2 separate regions of the Homo sapiens genome follow, and region 2 is linked to region 1. A link is a contact called in ENCODE Hi-C or POLR2A ChIA-PET data. All regions are on one chromosome and are shown on one strand. The core of a region is the stretch at or near the end of the contact, and the rest is flanking DNA. Distances in the headings are between cores, read along the strand shown.

Evidence for each region. Hi-C counts contacts between places; a loop is a spot of excess contacts on that map. ChIA-PET counts read pairs that join two places held with the same protein, here RNA polymerase II (POLR2A). Pooled maps may share reads with other maps.
Region 2: a pooled map shows a loop between it and region 1 (4-fold over the local background). The contact joins the promoter of AFMID here to the enhancer-like site in region 1. A Hi-C loop is called at or near these places in 1 of 50 pooled maps. POLR2A ChIA-PET finds 5 or more read pairs at or near these places in 2 of 52 experiments (H1 and Panc1).

The regions. Positions count from the first base shown.
Region 1 is chr17:77,396,417-77,402,185 of GRCh38, forward strand. It overlaps SEPTIN9 (septin 9), which reads left to right. Exons shown (of 12, transcript NM_001113491.2): 3 at 5,643-5,769. It overlaps MIR4316 (microRNA 4316), which reads right to left and starts at 638; the gene lies at 568-638. RefSeq lists an enhancer at 1,511-2,229. Within about 2 kb of position 4,340, at least 13 of the 41 ENCODE cell types and tissues checked have a DNase peak (open chromatin) inside an H3K27ac peak, as active enhancers do.
Region 2 is chr17:78,185,560-78,190,859 of GRCh38, forward strand. It overlaps AFMID (arylformamidase), which reads left to right and starts at 1,803. Exons shown (of 11, transcript NM_001010982.5): 1 at 1,803-1,874. The coding sequence starts at 1,812. TK1 (thymidine kinase 1) reads right to left here and starts at 1,493. Exons shown (of 7, transcript NM_003258.5): 1 at 1,370-1,493; 2 at 1,228-1,259. The coding sequence starts at 1,435. RefSeq lists a silencer at 1,646-1,785.

The DNA.
Region 1 (5,769 bases), core at 3,090-5,589:
TCACGAACACTCTCGCTTCTGTGGGTGAATGTGGATACCCCTTGGCTGCGTCTCCCTCCACAGGGAAGATGGAGACGTGTAAAGTGACAAGGACCTGCTACCCCTGGGCAGGTTATGCCGGTTCCACTGTGAGGATGGTGGCAGGGGGCTTCCCAGGAGGCCTGCACATTGGGAAGAGAGGGGCGACCGTGTGTGACTGCAGGACCCAGGGCGCAGTCTTAGGACTCTGATGGGGGAGGAGATGCTGGGGAGCCCTGTTCTGCCAGCCTGGTGACAGACATCTCCTAATGTTTCCCGGCTGGGTACAACTCACAATGTCCTCCGTGGGGAGGCAATTGCCCATGAGGCATCCCTGGCAGGGATGATCTTGTTTCATTGCCACATATCCCAGCAATGAAACAAGAATCTAGAGTGATGTGATTCCTCCGATGACTTCTCCAACCATCTGGGGTTTTTGTGCGACTCCAAGAAGGGGGAAGGAGGCAGCTCTCGCTCCTCTGGGCTCCTGATGTGGCAGCTCTGGAATGGCCACGTGTCCGTTGGCCCACAGTGGGCCATTTGTCGAATGTGGTTGTGGTGGGATTGGGGCTGGGCTGGAGAGTGGGTGACCACACCAGCTAGCCTCACCCTGGGCCACTGTGCAGCCAGGGGTTTCATCTTCCCAGGGGTCTCGTTGTGAGTGTCCTGGGGCTGCTGGAACAAATTACTGGAAACCAAGTGGCCCAACAAAGATTGATTCGCTCATGGTTCTGGAGGCCACAAGTTTGACATCAAGGTATTGGCAGGACCACACTCCCTCCGACAGCTCGAGGGGAGGACCCTTCCTTGCCTCCTCCAGCTTGCGTTGGCCCAGGCGCTCCTTGGCTCTGGCAGCATCTGCAGTCTCTGCTCTCATCACGTAGCCCTCCCCACCGTGTCTCTTTGTGTCCCAAGTCCCCTTCTGCCTTTCTCCTATAAGGACACCGAGCACTGGATTTAGAGCCCATCCCAAATCCAGGATAGTCTCATCCCGGGATCCCTAATCACATCTGCAAAGACCCTTTTTCCAAATAAGGTCACATTCGTGGGTTCTTGGGGTTAGGTATTAGACATGTCTTTTTGGGGGTCACTAGTCAACCCTCTACAGAACCTCAGACGAAAGTGAATCTTCACAGGCTGAAATGGGGGTGAAGGTCTAGTGCGTCCCTCCTCCTTGGGAGCTCCCTCAGGGCTTGTGCCTATCCTGTGATCCTGTGATCCAGCCTTTTTTTTGAGATGAAGTCTTGCTTTGTCGCCCAGGCTGGAGTACTGTGGCACGATCTGGGCTCACTGCAACCTCTGCCTCCCGAATTTAAGTGATTCTTCTGCCTCAGCCTTCCAAGTAGCTGGGATTACAGGCGCCCACCCCCATGCCTAGCTAATTTTTTGTGTTTTTAGTAGAGACAGGGTTTTACCATGTTGGCCAGGCTGGTTTCGAACTCCTGACCTCAGGTGATCCGCCTGCCTTGGGCCTGCCTTGGCCTCCCAAAGTGCTGGGATTACAGGCATGAGCCACCACGCCTGGCATTTAGTAGGTTTTGGTTGTTTTTTTTTTTTGAGACAGAGTCTCACTCTGTCATCCAGGCTGGAGTGTAGTGGTGTGATCATGGCTCACTGCAGCCTTGATCTCCTGGCCTCAAGTGATCCTCTCACCTCAGCCTCTCGAGTAGCTGGGATTACAGGCATATGCCACCACCCCTGGCCAATTTTTGTATTGTTTAGTGGAGTCGGGGCTTTGCCATGTTGCCCAGGTTTGTCTTGAACTCCTGGGCTCAAGCGATCTGTCCACCTTGGCTTCCCAAAGTGTTGGGGTTACAGGCGTGAGCCACCACGCCTGGCTTAGTAGGTTTTCTAGAAGCGCCTGAGGCCTGGTGAAGGCATGGTGTCATGGAGTAGAGAACATTCAACTCTGTTCCCGGGGAGCCGGAACACACCCCTCGTAGCCAATCTCAACAGTCATGACGTGGCCAGGATGACATGGGGAGGGGGTGGTGTGGACTGTGTGGGAGGCCAGCTCCCCGGGAAGGGGGCTGGAGTGGGCTTGGCTTTGAGGAGGATTCCCAAGAGGAGGAGGAGGCGGTGGCATGCTCGTTTGGGGGGATGGCGTGAGCCAGGGTGGGCACCTCTTCATTTAGGTGTCACCTTCTTGACATTCCAGCCGGGACATGGTTTCCTTGGGGAAGATGGACACCCCCAGAGTGGGGCATCTCCTGGGGAAGATGGACACCTCCGGAATGGGGCGCCTCCTGTTCTCACTGTTCTTCTAGCACACAGTTGTATTCTCTTGCAGTTCTGGAGGCTGTGAGATCTCCTGGCTGTTATCTAGAACAAACTCGCCTTTGAGCAGCGCCGTCCTGATGGTGGGGTGGCCCCTGCGGGTGGAACAGCCCCTGCTGTCTCAGAGCTTACTGAGAGCTAGTGGGCATGGGAGTGGTGCTGGACCGAAACACCCAGAGGGATCATAGAGCCAGGCAGTAAGCACAGAGGCCAGCTAGTGGGGAGGGAGGGACCCATCCATGAAAAGACACCAAGCATTGAAAGAGAGGAGAGGATGGTTGGGGACCGGCACACATGTGCATTTTGCGCAGATGGCCAAGGTGGTGAGGCGCCAGCCACGCAGACAACTGGAGGAAGGAGGAGTGCCCTAGGGGAGGGGCCAGCTCCGGTTCTAGAATGATCCGCTTGTGCACGTGGGCCTGGCTGGAATAAATCATTGCATCCGCACCGTAGACTCAATCGTAAGCTCACACCAGGGCAGCCTCTGCTTTGGTGCAGTGTCTTCGATCATGAGTTGGCCATGGTGGGGGTGACTCCAAGGGGACTCCCAAGGAGGGGGTTCACCGGATCTCCCAGGGAAGGTCATTTGTTTTCTTGGGTTGGACCTGGGACAAGGCCTTCTCCTGTCTAGTTTCTGTTCTCCAACTTGACCGCACGGAAGGATGCTGAGGACACCTGGAAGCCGGCCCCTGCTCTACAGCACCCATAGGACAGAGGCACACCATGTGGGGACAGTTTGGACAGTGCTCAGGAGGCAGGGAGCAGATCAGAGGACCGCGGGAGGCCCTGGGAACCGCACGAGGACCCAGGCATTGAGCTCTGCACTTTCTGGCATCAGCCCGATGTACAGTCTGGCTCTGTGTCTACCCCGTACTTCACTTTCCCCATCTGTACGGGGGCGGTAATAATATTCTTTACAGCCCAGGTTTAAGCGGGTGTAGATGTGATGAGCTTGGTAAGCCCATCTCATTACATTCAGTTCTGGGCATTGAACCCTGGACTTTCTGGCTGGTAGAAGTGGACATTCAACCTTTCCTTGGGGCCCTGGGGCTTCTGCAGAATCAGAACACAGCCAGCAGTTTGCATGCAGGGTGCAGAGGGACAGAGGGACACCATGTCGGGAGCCCACACCTGGCACACCCCTGACTCTGGGGCTCAGTGTCCTGCTGCCCTGCGGCCACGTGATCAGCTAGAGGTCATGGCTGGACCCATAGGCGAATACAGCCTGTGGATTTGATTTTGTTTGGCCCTGCGGTGTTTTATTTTATTTTTAGTTTTAGTTTGTGGAGACAGAGTCTCGCTCTGTCAGTCAGGCTGAGTGCAGTGACACGATCTCAGCTCTGCAACCTCTGCCTCCCGGGTTCAAGCGATTCTCCTGCCTCAGCCTCCTGAGTAGCTGGGACTATAGGCGAGTGTCACCATGCCCAGCTAATTTTTTATTTTTAGTAAAGATGGGGTTTCACCACATCAGCCAGGCTGCTCAGTGTTTTAAAAAGGGCTTGTTTTGCTTTGTGCCAGCATTTAAAGATCAGGAGATATCATATAAAGATCCAGATTTCTACTCTCTTGAGAAGTGAACAGCTCTGGCCACGCCGGGCCCATATCCTCTAGGGCAGTGACGGAGCTGAGACAGGGCCTGTGACAACTGAGAGTTCTCTGGAGTCCACACGGCTCCTTGCCCAGCTTCTGGTGGAGGTTGAGCTTAGTGACCCAGGATTTCGTCTGTGTCCACCAAGAAGGAGAGGTGCCTGTGGCTTAGAGAGGGCGCCCACAGGAGTGCCTTGCCCAGGAAGCTGGCAGCTGAGGCGGCCAGGGTTAGGGGGTTGGGCTTCCTCTTCCCCTCCCCAGTGCCTGAGTGCATTTGGAGGAAGAGAGACGGGTGAGGGGAAGGCACTGAAATTGGTCCTGGAGCGCTATTATTGGGGGCTGGGGACCAGCTGTCATCCCTTTTCCTGTGGGCAGGGGAGGCAGTGGTGGGATCCCATGAGACCCGGACTCTGTGGCCTGGTGAGGCAGGGAGCGGCTGGGGAGACACTGTGGGTCTCCACAGGGGTGCGCTGTGGGTCTGGCCTGGGGAAGGAGCTGGTGAATGTGCCTGCCATGTGGGTCCCTCCCTGCTCTGGCCCTGATAACCAGGAGCGGCTGGCTCTCATTTGGAGTGCGGTTGTGGGGACTGTGGAGGTGGCAGCTTCCCAGGTACCATCCCCACTGCCTCCGAGGGAGCAGACCCTGGTGGAGAGGCAGGATGGCTGCAGGGCGGGAGCTGGTGGTTGGCATCACTGCACGGGCTTGTAGTAGTGGATGGGAAGATGCAGGAGAGGCTGATGACTGAGAAAGTTGGTTCCTGTGGACTAAGCTGGGGGAGCCGGACAACCAAGTGGTTAGAACCTTGGGCTCTGGTATCAGCCTGATGTACAGTCTGGCTCTGTGTCTACCCCGTGCCCCACTTTCCCCATCTGTACTGGGGGTACTGGTATTCTTTACATCCCAGGGTTAAGCGGCTGCAGATGTGATGAGCTCGGTAGGCCCGGCGCCTCGCCGGCACTGAAAGCTCCAGTGTCCGCCCTTAGTGTCATTGATGGGGTTTTGTTCCTGCTGCGGTTCTGATTGGTTACAGTTGCGGTCACTTATTATTGGAGGCATGTCCCCCGCTGTGGCTGATGGTAGAGGTGTGTTTGCTGGTGGTGTCCCAGTGTGTGCCTTGGCTGGAGGTGAGGAGGGATAAAAACAGCCGCGACAAGAAGGAAATCAAGGCCGGGCACGGTGGCGCACGCCTGTAATCCCAGCACTTTGGGAGGCCGAGGCGGGTGGATCGCTTGAGGTCAGGAGTCCGAGACCAGACTGACCAACATGGTGAAACCCCATCTCTACTAAAAATACAAAAATTAGCCAGGCATGGTGGCCCGTGCCTATAATCCCAGCTACTGGGGAGGCTGAGGTAGGAGAATCGCTTGAACCCGGGAGGTGCCGCTGCACTCCAGCCAGGGCAACAGAGCAAGACTCCATCTCAAAAAAAAAAAGAAGGAAATAAAAGTCTTCTCTGGAACTAGAACGTTCCTATGTAGACGTAGCTGGAGGGGGAGGCTGTGTGGTTTGCGCCGTGGCCATGGCAAGACACGACGGGCAGCATCTTCCCACTCCAGCCTGCATCTCTGCCCCAGAACTCATGATGGTTCTCCTAGGATGGGGCTGTCCCTTCCGCTTGCTGAGACATGAAGGACGGGAAGAGACCCCCGGCCCTCACCGCCGCATCGCCTGCCTTCCTCTGCTGCTCCTTAGCAGGAAACATGCCGGAGTGTTCCCTAGCCATCCATTCACCAATTGCATCCCCTCTCTTTATTTTTCAGCCTTGAAAAGATCTTTTGAGGTCGAGGAGGTCGAGACACCCAACTCCACCCCACCCCGGAGGGTCCAGACTCCCCTACTCCGAGCCACTGTGGCCAGCTCCACCCAGAAATTCCAGGACCTGGGCGT
Region 2 (5,300 bases), core at 553-3,052, 790 kb after region 1:
TGTTGCCTAGGTTAGAGTGCAGTGGAGCGATCTCAGCTCACTGCAACCCCTGCCTTCCGGGTTCAAGAGATTCTCCTGCCTCAACCTCCCGAGTAGCTGGGATTACAGGAGGCTGCCACCATGCCCAGATAATTTTTGGTTTTTTTTTTCAGTAGAGATGGGGTTTTACCACGTTGACCAGGGTGGTCTCAAACTCCTAACCTCAAGTGATCAACGCACCTCAGCCTTCCAAAGCGCTGGGATTAAAGGCGTGGGCCACCACACCTGGCATACAGCTTTTCTAAATTAATTTCAGAAAGTCTTTGTGTGCAGCGTCAAAAGCACTTGCTTCTGGGTCCAAGAAGTCCAACTCTGAGCCACATCTTCCTGAGCAAGGGGTTTGAGCTGAAGTGATCCCCAGGGCCATAAAAGAATGTTGGGGCAGGGCATGGTGGCTAACATCTGTAATCCCAGCACTTTGGGATGCTGAAGTAGGAGGATTGCTTGAGACCAGGAGTTCAAGACCAGCTTGGGCAACATAGCAAGACCCCAGCTCTATAAAAATAAAATAAAATTAGCTGGGTGGAGGCGGGGGGGTGCACGCCTGTAGTCCCAGCTACTTGGGAGGCTGAGGTGAGAGAATTGCTTGAGCCCAGGAGTTTGAGACCAGCCTGGGCAACATAGCAAGATCCTACCTCTAGAAGAACAAAAACAAAACAAAAAGAATGGTGCGTGGGTAGTTTACTCAAGAAACTCACTAGCCCCACCCGGGTCAGGGAATGGTTCTATCACCTCAGGAGAGCAGAGGCTCCACGGCTTCAGACTCCTTGGTTTAGAAAGCGACTACGTTTCCTTGGCCTTAGAAGGAAACAGCCACATTGAATAGGGGTGTACAAAAAGGCCTGGCCTACAGGGGACACAACTGGTTGCCACCTTCTCAGAGGACTTGGTGGGGAAGACAGCTAAGCTGTAAGCAGCTGTCACCAGCTCCAGGAGGGAGTGGCGTCCACACAGGACGAGGGGCTTGGCCTGGGCAGAAGAGGGCAGAGACTTCCTCCTGGACTGAATTCAAGGGAGGAGCACCCCAGGCGGGAGCTGTAGGAGGCTGTGCTGGTCCTTCTAGGGGAAGGGAAGGGGAGGGAAGGGAAGGGGAGGGGAGGGGAGGGGAGGGAAGGGGAGGGGAGGGACGGGACAAGGGGTCCCCGGAGAAGAGGAAGGAGCTCCACCCCAGCCCCGCGAAGCCATTACCTTTTTCCTGAGAACATCGGCCCGAGAATCACCTAGGAGAGAAGGTGAGGTCATTTGAGGGCCCGCCCTGCGCGGATGCCTGGACACAGGCTATCACCACGACCACCTCATCCCCAGCCACGCGCAGGGCTGGCCCCCGCACCTGGATCTGCCCCCGGGTCTTGCTGGGGGAGCCAGGCAGCACAGTGGGCAGGTTAATGCAGCTCATTGCGCCTCCGGGAAGTTCACGAACCCGAGTACTCTCCAAGGCCGTCCCGCAGTAAGCCCCTGGTTCCCGCGCCGACCGCTTTAAACCACGGCGTGCTGGCCAATCACGAGCCGGCCCCGCCGCCATGGGGCCAATCAGCGCCCGGCCGCTGACCTGGCGGGAGATTTGGCCGCAGCCCGCCCCCTCGTGGGAGGAATCCGGGACGTGCGCCCAGGGACTGGGAGGGCCTGGAAATCAGGGCGATGGACGTGGCTGATCGGGGTGGGGCCTGGTCTGAGCCCCGCCTCGGTCCGCCCACCAAGTTTAAAGGGGCGGAGCGAGGCGGGGCTCTGGCCATATAAACAGAGGGACGCACGCCCATGCGGCTGTAGACGCCATGATGGATGTGTCTGGTGTGGGTTTCCCAAGCAAGGTTCCTTGGAAGAAGATGTCTGCAGAGGTAGGTGGATTGCAGGGAGGGACTAAGGGGCTGGGGCGGAGTTAGCTCATTTATTAGATTGGAATTCCAAGAAGGAAGCTTAGAAGCCGTCTAGAGCACTCCTGTGGGCATGCAGAGCGCCTAGTGCGTGCCAGGTCCCCAGTGCTTGAGCACCATGGTGTATTTTACCTTCTCCTAAGGATTTTTGTTAACCTGGTTTTCAGGATAAAGAAAATTGAAGTCCTGACTATGCTAATAATATCCGTAGACCCTGCCAGGCGTGGCGGCTCACACCTGTAATCCTAGCACTTTTGGCGGATCACGAGGTCAGGAGTTCGAGACCAGCCTGGCCAACATGGTGAAACCCCGTTTCTACTAAAAATACAAAAATTAGCCGGGCGTGGTGATGTACCTCTGTAATCCCAGCTACTGGGGAGGCTGAGACAGGAGAATCGCTTGAACCCAGGAGGTGGAGGTTGCAGTGAGCCGAGATCATGCCATTTGTACTCCAGCCTGGAAGGCTGGGCGATAGACCAAGACTTAGTCTCAAAAAAAAAAAAAAAAAAAAAAAAAAAAATCCATAGACCCGCAGGAGGTTAGGGGACAAAGTTCTGGACCTTGATCTGAGGTTACACAATGTTTTTGGGTCTGTGCTTATGTGGCACAGGCTGAAGGATTCAGAACAGCTGGTATTTACATTGGGGTTGTGAAGGTTAGAAACATACAGGCCGGGTGCGGTGGCTCAAAAAAAAAAAGAAAGAAAGAAAAGAAACCCATTGTATAATCATGATCATAAATAATAGCAACAAAGATGGTGGTAGTGATCACAGAGTGTGCCAGGTGTGGCTGTAAGGATCCTACAGGTAATAACCTTTCCAGGTACAGATTGGACAGATCCAAGGACCTCTGACAAAGAGCTCCTTCACTGGGAGGAAGAAGCAACCCACACTGACTGGCTTGCTTTATTTTACTCGCATGCTTTATCTCTTTTAACCTTGTGATTTGGATACATGCCTTCTTTTTTTGAGACACAGTCTCGCTCAGTCACCCAGGCTGGAGTGCAGTGGCATGATCTCGGCTCACTGCAACCTCTACCTCCCGGGTTCAAGTGATTCTCCTGCCTCAGCCTCCCGAGTGGCTGGGATTACAGGCACACTGTAGCTGGTACTACATGCCTGGCTAATTTTTTTTTTTTTTCTTTTGAGACAGAGTCTCGCTCTATCGCCCAGGCTGGAGTGCAGTGGCGCGATCTGGGCTCACTGCAACCTCTTCTTCCAGGGTTCACGCCATTCTCCGGCCTCAGCCTCCTGAGTAGCTGGGACTACATGCGCCCGCAACCATGCCCGGCTAATTTTTTTGTATTTTTAGTAGAGATGGGGTTTCACTGTGTTAGCCAGGATGGTCTCCAACTCCTGACCTCATGATCCGCCCCCCTTGGCCTCCCAAAGTGCTGGGTTTACAGGCATGAGCCACTGCGCCTGGCCAATTTTTGTATTTTTAATAGAGATGGGGTTTCGCCATGTTGGACAGACTGGTCTTGAACTCCTGGCCTCAAGTGATCCACCCGCCTCGGCCTCCCAAAGTGCTGAGATTACAGGTGTGAGCCACTGTGCCGGGCCTGGATAGATACCTTCTACCAGTCAGGAAACTGAATCTCAGAGACTAAGTAACTTGTTGAGGATAAAACAGTAAGTAAGTGAGGGAGGTCAGATGGCATTTGACCTCAGGCCTTGCCATGAGGCTGCCCTGACTTCCCATTTCTCATGATGGTTTTGAGCCCTTTCTTCAAAATCTGGTTCCTTGTTACTTTTTTTTTTTTTTTTTTTTGAGATGGAGTCTCGCTGTTGTCACCCAGGCTAGAGTGCAATGGTGGGATCTCAGCTCGCTGCAACCTCCACCTCCCGAGTTCCAGCGATTCTCCTGCCTCAGCCTCCCGAGTAGCTGAGATTACGGGCGCCCGCCACCATGCCCAGCTAATTTTTGTATTTTTAGTAGAGACGGAGTTTCACCATGTTGGCCAGGATGGTCTCGAACTCCTGACCTCAGGTGATTCACCCGCCTCAGCCTCCCAAAGTGCTGGGATTACAGGTGTGAGCCACCACGCCCAGTGTTTTGTTTTTTTTTTTTTGAAACAGGGTTTTGCTCTCTCAGGCTGGAGTGCAATGGCGCAATCTTGGCTCACTACAATCTCTGCTTCCTGGGCTCAAGCGATTCTCCTGCCTTAGCCTCCCGAATAGCTAGGACTACAGGTGTCCACCACCATGCCCGGTTGATTTTTCATATTTTTCGTAGAGATAGTGTTTCGCCATATTGCCCAGACTGGTCTGGAACTCCTGGACTCAAGTGATCTGCCTATCTTGGCCTCCCAAAGTGCTGGGATTACAGGCGAGAGCCACCGTGTCCAGCATTTTCTGTTGGTTTTTTTTTTTTTTTTTTTGAGATGGGGTCTCACTCTGTCGCCCAGGCTGGAGTGCAGTAGCATGATCCCGGCTCACTGCAACCTCTGCCTCCCTGGTTCAAGCTATTCTCCTGCTTCAGCCTCCTGAGTAGCTGGGATTACAGGCGCGCGTCACCATGCCTGGTTAATTTTTGTATTTTTAGTAGAAATGGGGTTTCATCATGTTGGTCAGGCTGATCTTGAACTCCTGACCTCGTGATCCCGCCTCCGCCTCCCAAAGTGCTGGGATTACAGGCGTGAGCCACCGCGCCCAGCCTCTGTTTTTTTTTTTCTTTTTTTAATTCTCCAAACTGCCTCAGAATGGTTCCTTGTTACTTTCTGCATAAAGTGTGAAGGTGTTAGCCCGACATTCACCGCCCCTCCTCCTCCAGCCCAGCCTCCCAGCCTCACCTCTGTGTGTCAGCCATAGGGCCTGCCAGCATTTGCAAACTGACCTTTCATTCCTTCCTCCTCACCTCTGTGCCTTTGACTGTGCAGTGACCTCCTGTGGTCAGAATCGCACCCTCTCAGCGCAGATCAGCTCCTCCTTTTTTAATTTTTTTGAGGTAGAGTCTTGCTCTGTCGCTAGGCTGGAGTGCAGTGGTGCGATCTCGGCTCACTGCAACCTCCACCTCCCAGGCTTAAGCAATTCTCCTGCCTCAGCCTCCCAAGTAGCTGGGATTACAGGTGCACACCACCACGCTCGGCTAGTTTTTGTTTTCAGTAGAGATGGGGTTTTGCCATGTTGGCCAGGCTGGTCTCAAACTTCTGACTTCAAGTGATCCACCTGCCTCAGGCTCCCAAAGTGCTAGGATTACAGGCGTGAGCCACCGGGCCACCTGGCCTCCCCTGGTCGTAACTGCTGTGGGAGTGGTGCCCATGATGGCATTAACTGAATTCGTTTGGGGGACCTCATCTCCCCTTAAGGCTGCCAGCTGGCTAAAGGCACAGCGGTCGCTGGTATACCTCTAGACCATGGATCTGAGGGCATCTTGGAGACCCTGGGATAC